2 separate regions of the Homo sapiens genome follow, and region 1 is linked to region 2. Evidence: read pairs that join two places in POLR2A ChIA-PET (ENCODE). Cell type or tissue: PC-9. All regions are shown on one strand. Links, peaks and the distances in the headings refer to the core of each region. The heading gives the core; the rest is flanking DNA. Region 1 overlaps NT5C2 (5'-nucleotidase, cytosolic II). Region 2 has its middle 9.7 kb from the start of RPEL1.

Region 1 (5,381 bases), core at 266-5,265, 130 kb before region 2:
AATGATTTCACAGCTATGACAGCAAAAAGCACTGGCAACAAAAGAAAAAAACAGATAAACTGGACTTCAAAATTAAAAACTTTTGTGCCTCAAAAGCCATGATCAAGAGAGGGAAAAGAAAACCCACAGAATGAGAGACAATATTTGCAAATTGTGTATCTGATGAGGGATTAATATCCAGAATATATAAAGATTAATATGCAGAATGTGTAACTCCACAGTTATTTTAAAAACCTAATTTTAAAAAACTGATATTTCTCCAAAGAAGTTATATAACTGACTAAATAAACACATGAAATGATGCTTAATATCACCAGCCATTAGAGAAACATGAAATCAAAACCATAAGATACCGTAACTTCACACCCAGTAGAATGAGTATTATCAAACAACAACAAAAAACCTGAAAATAAGTATTGCCAAGATGTGAAGAAACTGGAACTCTCATTCATGTATTGCTGGTGGGGATGTAAGATGTTACAGCCACTATAGAGAACAGTTTGGCAGTTCTTTAAAAAGCTAAACATAGATTTACGTTATGATCCAGCAATTCCATTCCTGGGTATATACCCAAAACAACTGAAAGCAGGAAGCAGGAACTCAAACAGATGCTTAAATACCAATGTTCACAGCAGCCTATTCATAATAGCCAAAAGGTGGAGACAATCCCCATGTCCATCAACAGATGAACAGATAAACAAATGTATATACCTACAGTAGAATATTATTCAGTCTCAAAAAGTAATATATGCTATAACATGGACAAATTTAAAAAATATGCTAAAAGAAATAAGCCAGACACAAAACAAGTATTGTATAATTTCACTTTTATGAAATACCTATAACAGACAAATTCATAGAGACAAAATAAATTAGAGGTTACTAGCAACTGAGGGGTGGAGGGAATGGGGAGTTATTGCTTAATGGGTATGGAGTTTCTGTTTGGGATGATGAAAAAGTTCTGGAAATGGATAGTGGTGAGCATTGTGCAACTTTGTGAATGTGCTTAATGCCATTGAATTGTATACTTGAAAATGGTTTAAAATGGTAATATTATATTCTATATATTTTACCATAAATTTTTTTAATGCTGGACTTGAGATGCCTGTAGTGACAATACACCAATACTGCATAATATTTCTTGCTTTAAATAGTTTTTCTCACTCATTTAAGCACCTCCAATGCCAGTAAGTTTGGTGAGGATATACAATTGCTGACAGAAACATGATGAGGGCCCTGGACTCTAGTCCAAGTAAACACACCATCCAAAAAATGTTCACTTAAATGTCAAGTGAGTTGAGTCCATTCCAATAACAATAAAACAAGATCAGAGTGCATCTACTATGTTCGAGAGGACAGGGATCAAAGGTCCTGAGATGCCTCTGCTAGTAGCAAGATAATGCTCTGATTTACTGACATCACAGGCTAGTTTCTCTTAATTTCTTCCCCGGTACTCTTAACAGCTTTATTCATCACCTCTCCCACACTTGAGGTTTGTTAATGCCAAGTGCTTAGGTTTGGGATAACTCCCCAGAGGCTAATGATATGGCCTAGAAAGGAGGGGAGGGCAGAAAAATTCAAAAGAGAGGGACCTAAAATGTATTTCCAATCCCCCTAAGATTTTTTAATTGAGAAAAAAATGCACTATTTAATTTTAGAATTCTCGGCCAGGCACGATGGCTCAAGCCTGTAATCCCAGCATTTTAGGAGGCTGAGGAGGGCAGATCACCTGAGGTCAGTAGTTCAAGACCAGCCTGGACCAGCCTAGCCAACCCTGTCTCTACTAAAAATACAAAAATTAGCCAGGCGTGGTGGCAGACGCCTGTAATCCCAGCTACTTGGGAGACTGAGGCGCCAGAATCGCTTGAATCCGGGAGGAGGGGGTTGTAGTGAGCCGAGATCACCCCACTGCACTCCCACCTAGGTGACAGGGCAAGACTCTGTCTCAAAATAATAATAATTCTAACAACATTTCTAATACAGTACTTATATAGTAATCCTGAGGCTTAACGAAGCTTTAAGATTATTTCTAAAAATTAAGCAAAAGAAAAACTGTGTTTTAACACAGTTTCTATCTGTATTCTAAAGATGGAAGATTACAATTCAACTGCAAAAGAAACATGCAGTTTTGCCCCAGGCAGGGTTTTCATTTGGGGGGAAAAAATTAAGGATGATCTTCTTTGTTTATGGGTTTTTGTCTCTTATTGATATCTCATCTAGAGTTACTGGATAATTTCTGTTCTGAAAGCTGGGAGCAGCATGAGAAATAGAAACTGACCTGAGTTTAAATTCCAGCTATGAGTTTTAACAAATCTGTTGCTAGTTACTGATAGGATTTAGGACATCTGAACCCAAAATATGATACCTGGGCATTTGAGAAAACAGCAGAAGCAGGAAGGTCACTCTCACCTCCCGACTTCTTCCCTGAAGGAAGTCATAAAATCTAGGAAGAATTTTTCTCACCTTCCCCTAAAGCAGGTCATACTACTCTCATTTGAGAGGTGTCATCCTTATACCACGAGGAAAGGAACATCCTTACCTCTGAAGACCCAGGGACGCAGCAAAGAATCTGAATGAACAGAGCTTACTAAGTTCCTCCCAGTTTATCACCATTAGATCATACCCCCTTTTGTCCAACCATACTTCTCTACAACTATCCACTTCTTTATCAATCCTGTCATAGAAAACACACAGGTTTACTCATTTCTCCAGGTCTTCATTTCCTTATGAAGGCTCCTGTGTCCCATAAAACTTACATTAAATAAATCTGTATGCTTTTCTCTCACTAATCTGTCTTTTCTTATAGGGGCCGCAACCATGAACCTAAGATGGGAAGGAAAGATATTTCTTTCCCCTACACTACATATAAGTCATCTTATCTGTTGACTTAGTAGCCTTTTTTATTTTTTGACTTTTTGTTTGAGACAGGGTCTTGTTCTATAGCCCAGGATAGAGGCACAATCACAACTCACCAAAACCTCAAACTCCTTGGCTAACACCATCCTCCTCCCTCTGCTTCCCAAGTAGCTGGGACTACAGGCATGCACTACCACACACTGCTAATATTTTTTTTTTCCTAAGTTCCAGGGTATACGTGCAGGATGTGCAGGTTTGTTACACAGGTAAACATGTGCTATGGTGGTTTGCTGTACCACACCCTGGTAATCTTTATTTTTTGTAGAGATGAGGTCTCACTATGTTGCACAGAGGGATCTCGAACTCCTGGGCTCAAGGGCTCACAGCCTCCCAAAGCACTGGGATTACCCCTGTGAGCAATCATGCCTGGCCTTATTTTTGTACAATGTTGCTAGTAATCCCTACCTCAGCAGGCTGTGGTAAGGATTAAAAGGTACATTGTACATAAAGTACATTTTCTAGTACGTTTAATAAATGTTCATTTCTATCTTCCTGAAAATTTCTCAGAGAAATGCGAAGGAGTGGACACTAGCCATGGTATCCACTGATTCTGAAATAACAGAAATAAGGAGCTTATTGCTGGATTTACTGAAACGGCTCAGAATCTAAAGTGCTGGAGCTGGAAAAAAACTGGAATGTACCTCCTTCCGGATTTCCAAGCACCAGGAGTCACAAGAGAGCCAAAAAACTCAAGCCTTCGAAATTGGGGGGGGAAAAAAAAAGTCATTATGATTTCCCAAATGAGCCAGTAAGCCAAGTTAGAAATACTATAGTTTCATAATCCTAAACCAAGAGTCACTCTATATTTGTGAAGGGCTTAAATAAATATTAACAACTCATCCCCCCACTTTCTACCATTATGTTGCTCTAGTCTTCCTTGGGGTTAAGACTTCTGGAAATTTAATAATTCTACATGTATAATTTTTGTGTTAACTTCATGAAATTTACCACATTTACTCTTTCGTGCAACTGCAAACATTAACTATTTCTTCCTTTCTTATTGTTTCAAAAAGGCAAGTAACTCTCCTTGCATCTATTAGAAGCATAATGACACCTCTGTCATAAAGAATTTTTTTTTTTTTAATTTAAAGAAGGACCTGTTGTCCAAAATCTATTTCCTTCAGCACACTGGTAAACATGCTCATGGAAACATGCTCTGTTGCCAAAATACCCTGTCATTCAGCTGCTCAAAAAAGAGCTTTAACTTTCTATTAAGTTCATGATCATTTGCAATACTTAAACACACAGAAAAGAGCATTAAATATTCCACTGCCATCTACCAAGCAAGCCAGGTTTTTCCATAATATATAGAAGTGTAAATAAGGTCAATATTGGTATTTTTCTCCTTATTCCTCAGATTTTTTCCCTTTCAGCTCAAGTTTCAGTATATTAATACCTTGGTATCACCAGTCAGACAAAGAGTGCACTAGTCACTGCACTAGTCATTTCATGTACACTACTGCAATTAAACCTTACACCAAAAGTTTATCCCTGCCACACCGCCCCTCCCCCCACCTTTTAAAAAAATTAAATGAAGAAACTGAGACATAGGTTAAGTAACAATGCTGGTGGTCAAGAGCTAGTACAAGGCAGAGCTGGGATCCAACCCAGGTCTACCACACCATGAGGTTTTTTTCCACCAACCACATAACCTCTAGAGTAAGGATAAAAGTAAGACTAGGTCTAAAGTTGGAATGTATGGGACTTATATTTAATATTAATATATAATTTAATAATTAAATTTAATGTAATTATATTTAATATAATTAATATATTTAATATAATTTAACAGAAAAAGGATTATTCTCCCTTTTTTTAAAAAATAACTTTTTGTTTTCCATGAGGCATTTTATTTGTAAATATGTATTACATCTCTAGAAAAAGAATCCTACGATTTTCCCTCCTGTGCATTTTCGTCTTGCTTCTTCACGGTCTATGATGTCAGCTGAGATAGTTAGTACAATGAAACCAAACTGGCAGGATGGAAGCAGATTACTCTACCATTTTTCTAGATCTTTGAGTTGCACATCAAATCTGGGACTCATCCCTCCACACCTGTTTAGCCTGCCTGTGAGGTTCACTACAATTTTCCCAGCTCTGTGATCATCAATGATTTCAAATTCGCCAATGGAACCATGCTTCATTGTCACAGTTAAAAAAAAAAAAAAAGACAATGACTTTGGAGCACAGCCTAGTAAGAACCTGGCGTTTGCCTGTCTTTTCGACATTGCTGATGCTCTTGAGGGCATCAGCCAAGTCGTTCATGTGCACCATTGTGGTGGCGTGGAAAGATGATGGAAAGAAAAAAAAATCACTTCTTACACTCAGATTACTCTCACTTAACAGCTGCTGGCTAGCATTCTGCTTCTTGAAGAAACCACATTTTGCAGATTAGCAGTCTGTCAGATGCTGATCTGTAACCACGAGGAGATAATGTTAAGGACTTTATGTCACTCATTTACTCG
Region 2 (5,381 bases), core at 97-5,096:
TGATTAAATTGAAGTTAAGCATATTAGGAAGAATACTAATTTTTTTTTTTTTTTTTTTTTTTTTTTGAGACAGATTCTTGTTCTGTCACCCAGGCTGGAGTATAGTGGCACAATCTCAGCTCACTGCAACCTCTGCTCCTGGGTTCAAGCAATTCTCCTGCCCCAGCCTCCCAAGTAGCTGGGACTACAGGCATGCACCATGACATCCAGCTAATTTTTATATTTTTGGTAAAGATGGGGTTTCGCCATGTTGGCCAAGCTGGTCTTGAACTCCTGACCTCAAGTGATCTGCCCACCTTGGCCTCCCGAAGTGCTGGGATTATAGACATGAGCCACTGTGCCCAGCCTTTTTACTATATTTTGAGTTAATTTCTTAGTCATTGTCCTGGGAATTACAATTAACATCTTATTTAATAACAACTTAGTTTAGATAAATGCCAACTTAATTTCATTATTACACAAAAAATGTGCTCCTATATAGCTTTGGTTCCCTTTCTCCTTCTTTGTGCTATTATTGTCACACAAAATACATCTTAATACATTGTGTGCATTATCAATGCAGGTTTATAATTACTGCATTATGTACTTATCTTTTAAATAGGATAGGAAAAAATTAAACAAAATTAAACAAGAATACATTTATGCTACCTTTTATATTTACCTATGGAGTTACCTTTAATGGTTTATTTTATTTCTTCATGTAGATTCAAATTACTGTCTACTGTCATTTCAGTCTGAAAGACCTCCTCTAGGATTTCCTTTTTTGTTTTTTTGTTTTTGAGACAGAGTCTTGCTCTGTTGCCCAGTCTGGAGTGTAGTGGCGCAATCTCGGCTCACTATAACCTCTGCCTCCTAGGTTCAAGCAATTCTTATGCCTCGGCCTCCCAAGTAGCTGGGATTACAGGTGCGTGCCACTACGCCTGGCTAAGTTTTTTTTATTTTTAGTAGAGACGAGGTTTCACCATGTTGGCCAGGCTGATCTCAAATTCCTGACCTCAGATGATCCACCTGCCTCGGCCTCCCAAAGTGCTGAGATTACAGGGGTGAGCCACCGTGCCTGGCCTAGGATTTCTTATACGTCAGGTTTACTAGTGATGAAATCTTCCAGTCTTTATCTTAGAATGTTTTAATGTCTTCTTTCCCTCCTTCATTTTTGAAGAATAGTTTCGTTAGATAGAGAATTCTGGGGTGACAGGGGGTGTTTTTTTCTTTCAGCACTCTTAATATATGTCATCTTACTGCCTTTTGGCCTTTATGGTTTCTGATGAGAAATAGGATGTTAATCTTATCGAGCATCCATTGTACACGATGAGTCCTTCCTTCCTCCCTCCCTCCTTTTTTTCTTTTCTTTTCTTCCTTCCTTCCTTTTTCTTTCTTTCTTCTTTCCTTCCTTCCTTTTTCCTTCTTTCTTCCTTTCCTTCCTTTCTCTTTCTTTCTTTCTCTTTCTTTCTTCTCTTTCTCTCTTTCTCTTTCTTTCTTTTTTGTGAGACAGGGTCTCACTCTGTCACCCAGGCTGGAGTGCAGTGATCATGGCTCACTATAGCCTGGCCTCTCAGGCTCAATCAATCCTCCCACCTCAGCCTCTCGGGTAGCTGGGAATACAGACATGCACCACCATGCCCAGCTAATTTTTGTATTTTTTGTAGAGACAGGGCCTCACCATGTCTTGAACTGGTCTTGAACTCCTGGGCTGGTCTTGAACTCCTGGGCTCAAGCAATCTACCTGCCTCAGCCTCCCAAAGTGCTGGAATTACAGGCATGAATCACCACGCCCAGCCTACTTTTTTTTTTTTTTTTTTTTTTTTAAAGAAGCAAGGTCCCACTCTGCTACCCAGGCTTCAGTACAGTGGCATGATCATGCCTTGCTGCAGCCTCAAACTCCTGGGCTCAATCAATTCTTCTGCCTCAGCCTCCCAAGTAGCTAGGACTACAGGCACATGCCACTGAGTCTGGCTTTTTTTTTTTTTTTTTTTGGAGAGACAGGATCTCACTATGTATCTCAGGTTGATCTTGACCTCCTGGCCCCTCAGGTGATCCTCTTGCCTCAGTCTCCCAAACTGCTGCTGGATTACAGGCCACCATGCCCAGCTGCTTTCTTTTTTTAAATTTGAGATGGAGTCTCACTATATTACCCAAGCTAAAGTCGAACTCCTGGGCCCAAACTATCCTCCCACCTCAGCCTTCTGAGTAGCTGGGACTACAGGCATGCACACCACACCCAGCTTGTGATGAGTCACCATTGTCTTACTGATTTCAAGATTCGCTCTCCTGCCTTTGGCTTATAACAATTTGACTACGATGTGTCTTGGTGTGAATCTCTTTGAGTTTATTTTACTTGGATTTTATTGAGCTTTCCAGATGTATAGATCAATGTTTTAAATTAAATTTAGAAAGTTTTCAAGTTTTCAGCCATTATTTCTTTAAATATTCTTTCTGCTCCTTTTTTTCCTCTCCTCTCCTTCTGGAACTCCAGAAGTTCACTTAGGCTCTCTTCATATATCTTCATTCTTTTCTTTTTCTGTTCCTCAGACTTGATAATCTCAATTGATTTATTTTTAAATTCATTGATATTTTCTTCTGTCTGCTCTATCTTTTTTTTTTTTTTTAGATGGAATCTAGCTCTTTGCCTTAGCCTTTGCTTCATGCTTGTGAAGAGCCTGAAGATCAGCCAGAACACTTAGGGCATTCTCAGATCTTTCCTGAACATGTGCATAGGCCTCGGCATGCAAGTGGCTTTCCGGTTTCCCAGGGATATGTCAGTTTTTCAAAGTCCTTCTTCTCCAAAGCATCTCATTCTTCAGTCTTCTCTCCCAAGCTTTATATTAGTCTATTGTTTGCCCCAACTGTTATCCAATGCCCCAGGCAGCAATAACCAAAACATTTGCCTGTAAATATCTTCAACAAATGCTCCTTGGGTAGCCACACTCACCACTAGAGAGTTCCAAGTTAGACAAGATAAAGGTAAGCACTTGAGAAAGTCCTCCAGGGAGCCACCATACAGGTCAAAACAAAGATAAAGGTAAGCACTTGAGAAAGTCCTCCAGGGAGCCACCATACAGGTCAAAACAAAACAAAAACAATTTCTTGCGAATTAGGTCCATTCTCTTCCCTCTAGTACTGGTACCTATACTGGGACTGTAGCTATTTTCTCCAAATTCACTGCTAACCTGGGGATGGGACCAGGGTAAGTTAAAATACTACAAAGCTTGCTATTCTTACTAAGAATCAGCTGTCTTTTTTATGAAAACATTTCACTGGCTGCTGCAGGCCTTTTGGTTAGTGTCTAGAGTTCTGAAAAGTTGATTCTAACAGTTTTTTTGTTTTTTGTTTGTTTGTTTGTTTGTTTAGATGGAGTCTCGCTCTGTCGCCAGGCTGGAGTGCAGTGGCACGATCTGGGCTCACTGCAACCTCTGCCTCTCAGGTTCAAGTGATTCTTCTGCCTCAGTCTCCCGAGCAGCTGGGACTAGAGGCATGTGCCACCATGCGTGGCTAATTTTTGTATTTTTAGTAGAGACAGGGTTTCACCATGTTGGCCAGGATGGTCTCGATCTCTTGACCTCGTGATCAGCCCGCCTCGGCCTCCCAAAGTGCTGGGATTACAGGCGTGAGCCACCGTGCCCAGCCAATTCTAACAGTTTTAACCAACCTTTTGGTTGCATTTATGGAGGGATAAACTTTTGGATTTCCTTACTCTGCCATTTTTCACTGATAACACTTCAGTATTCCTTATTACTGGTAATGTTAACTTTGATCACTCAGTTAAGGTAGTGTCTGCCAAGTTTCTTCACTGCAGAGTTACTATTTTTTCTTTTTCATATGCTATTCTAGAGGTCAGCAAACCATGGCTGGAGGCCCAAATCCAGCCCACTGCCTGTTTTTATAAATAAAGTTTTATTGGCATACAGCCACATTCATTCATTCACATATTTTTTATGGCTGCTTTCATGCTACATCAGTAGGGGTGAGTTGTTGCAAAAGAGATCATATGGCTTAAACAGCCTAATATATTTCCTATTTGGGTCTACGCTGACCCCTGCATGATTTGTTAGAAGTGCACCACTAAATCAGCCCACACTTAAGGGAAGGAGAATTAAGCTTTCCATTGTGGAGGGAGGGGTATCAAAACATTTGGGGACATATGTTAAAAACAAGATAATTAATGCATATTTGGAGGTTTATACTTAGATGCTATGTAAATATCCTGGTCCTCCTTAGAGTTTTGCCCACTAATATTAGCTTCATCAGTGGACTTTATCTGCAGCAATTATTACTGTGGTGTTCTAATTTTCTGTTTCCTTCATTCCCATTTTTTTTTTTTTTTTTTTTTTTTTTTTTGGAGACAAAGTCTCACTCTGTCACCCAGGCTAGAGTGCAGTGGCATGACCTCTGCTCACCTCAGCCTCCACTTCCTGGGTTGAAGCGATTCTCCTGCCTCAGCCTCCTGAGTAGCTGGGATTACAGGTGTCTGCCACAATGCCCAGCTATTTTTTTTGTTTGTTTTTTAAGGACAGAGTCTCACTCTGTCACCCAGGCTGGAGTGCAGTGACGCCATCTCAGCTCACTGCAACCTCTGCCTCCCGGGTTCAAGCAATTCTCCTGGCTCAGCCTCCTGAGTAGCTGGGATTACAGGTGGCCACCATCACGCCTGGCTAACTTTTGTATTTTTAGTAGAGACGGGGTTTCACCATATTGGCCAGATTGGTCTCAAACTCCTGACCTCAGGTCATCCTCTGGCTTCGGCCTCCCAAAGTGCTGGGATTACAGGAGTGAGCCACCGCGCCTGGCATATAGTTTTAAAGAAGATTTTAAATAGCCTTATAAACTGGGAAAAGAAACCCATAGTTCAGGAGTTGAGGCACTTTCTCTTGGTGTAGAGACAACTGGTGCAATGGAGAACACAGTACAAGGTCTTGAGTTAGAAACCTAAATTTATGACCTTGGGCAAGTCCCTTGACCTCTCTCCCTTTTTTACTTTTATCCACAGAATAAAAATATCAATGGTCACCTCACAGGATTCTTGTGAAAATGTTGTTTATATTAGGAAGTAGGATGTAAATGCTAGATTCTTTGGTAATGCACATCCTTTACTCTCACTTTCTTCTTCACTTTCTTTCCTTCCCACTTTCCTTCTTTTTTTCTGGTCCTACCTTTTTTCTCCTCTGTCTGTGTTTTGGGCCCACCAGGGGCCCCCTATAGCACTACAAGTGAAACCAGTGGGGTCTAAGTCATAACACTTCTTATAAAGAAGGATTGCACCAGGACCAGCCCACATAGCCAAATTCCTTTTTCTGTTGTCCCCAGAAAGCCACGTTAAGGACTCCCTTGCTGTTCTAAGCAGACTGCTTCTTTCACACATTTCCTCCCACCACCCAATGAAGGGC

What was found. Peaks named below come from ENCODE experiments on the same cell type or tissue, not always from the same donor. Only the 100,000 strongest peaks of a DNase experiment are listed, where the experiment ranks them.
Region 1: POLR2A ChIA-PET joins it to region 2 with 5 read pairs; 5 of 35 experiments call an interaction of 5 or more read pairs at or near these places.

What each region holds. Positions count from the first base shown.
Region 1 is chr10:103,120,227-103,125,607 of GRCh38, forward strand. All of the region lies in intron 4 of NT5C2 (5'-nucleotidase, cytosolic II), which reads right to left. It also overlaps the pseudogene RPS15AP29. Among named protein-coding and RNA genes, the nearest start is that of NT5C2, 70 kb to the right of the region's middle. In PC-9, for the core only: no CTCF peak of the experiment used is centred there; no DNase peak of the experiment used is centred there; H3K27ac peaks cover 1,723 bases.
Region 2 is chr10:103,252,915-103,258,295 of GRCh38, forward strand. No RefSeq gene overlaps it. Among named protein-coding and RNA genes, the nearest start is that of RPEL1, 9.7 kb to the left of the region's middle. RefSeq lists an enhancer at 1,842-2,341. In PC-9, for the core only: no CTCF peak of the experiment used is centred there; a DNase peak (open chromatin) is centred at 2,227.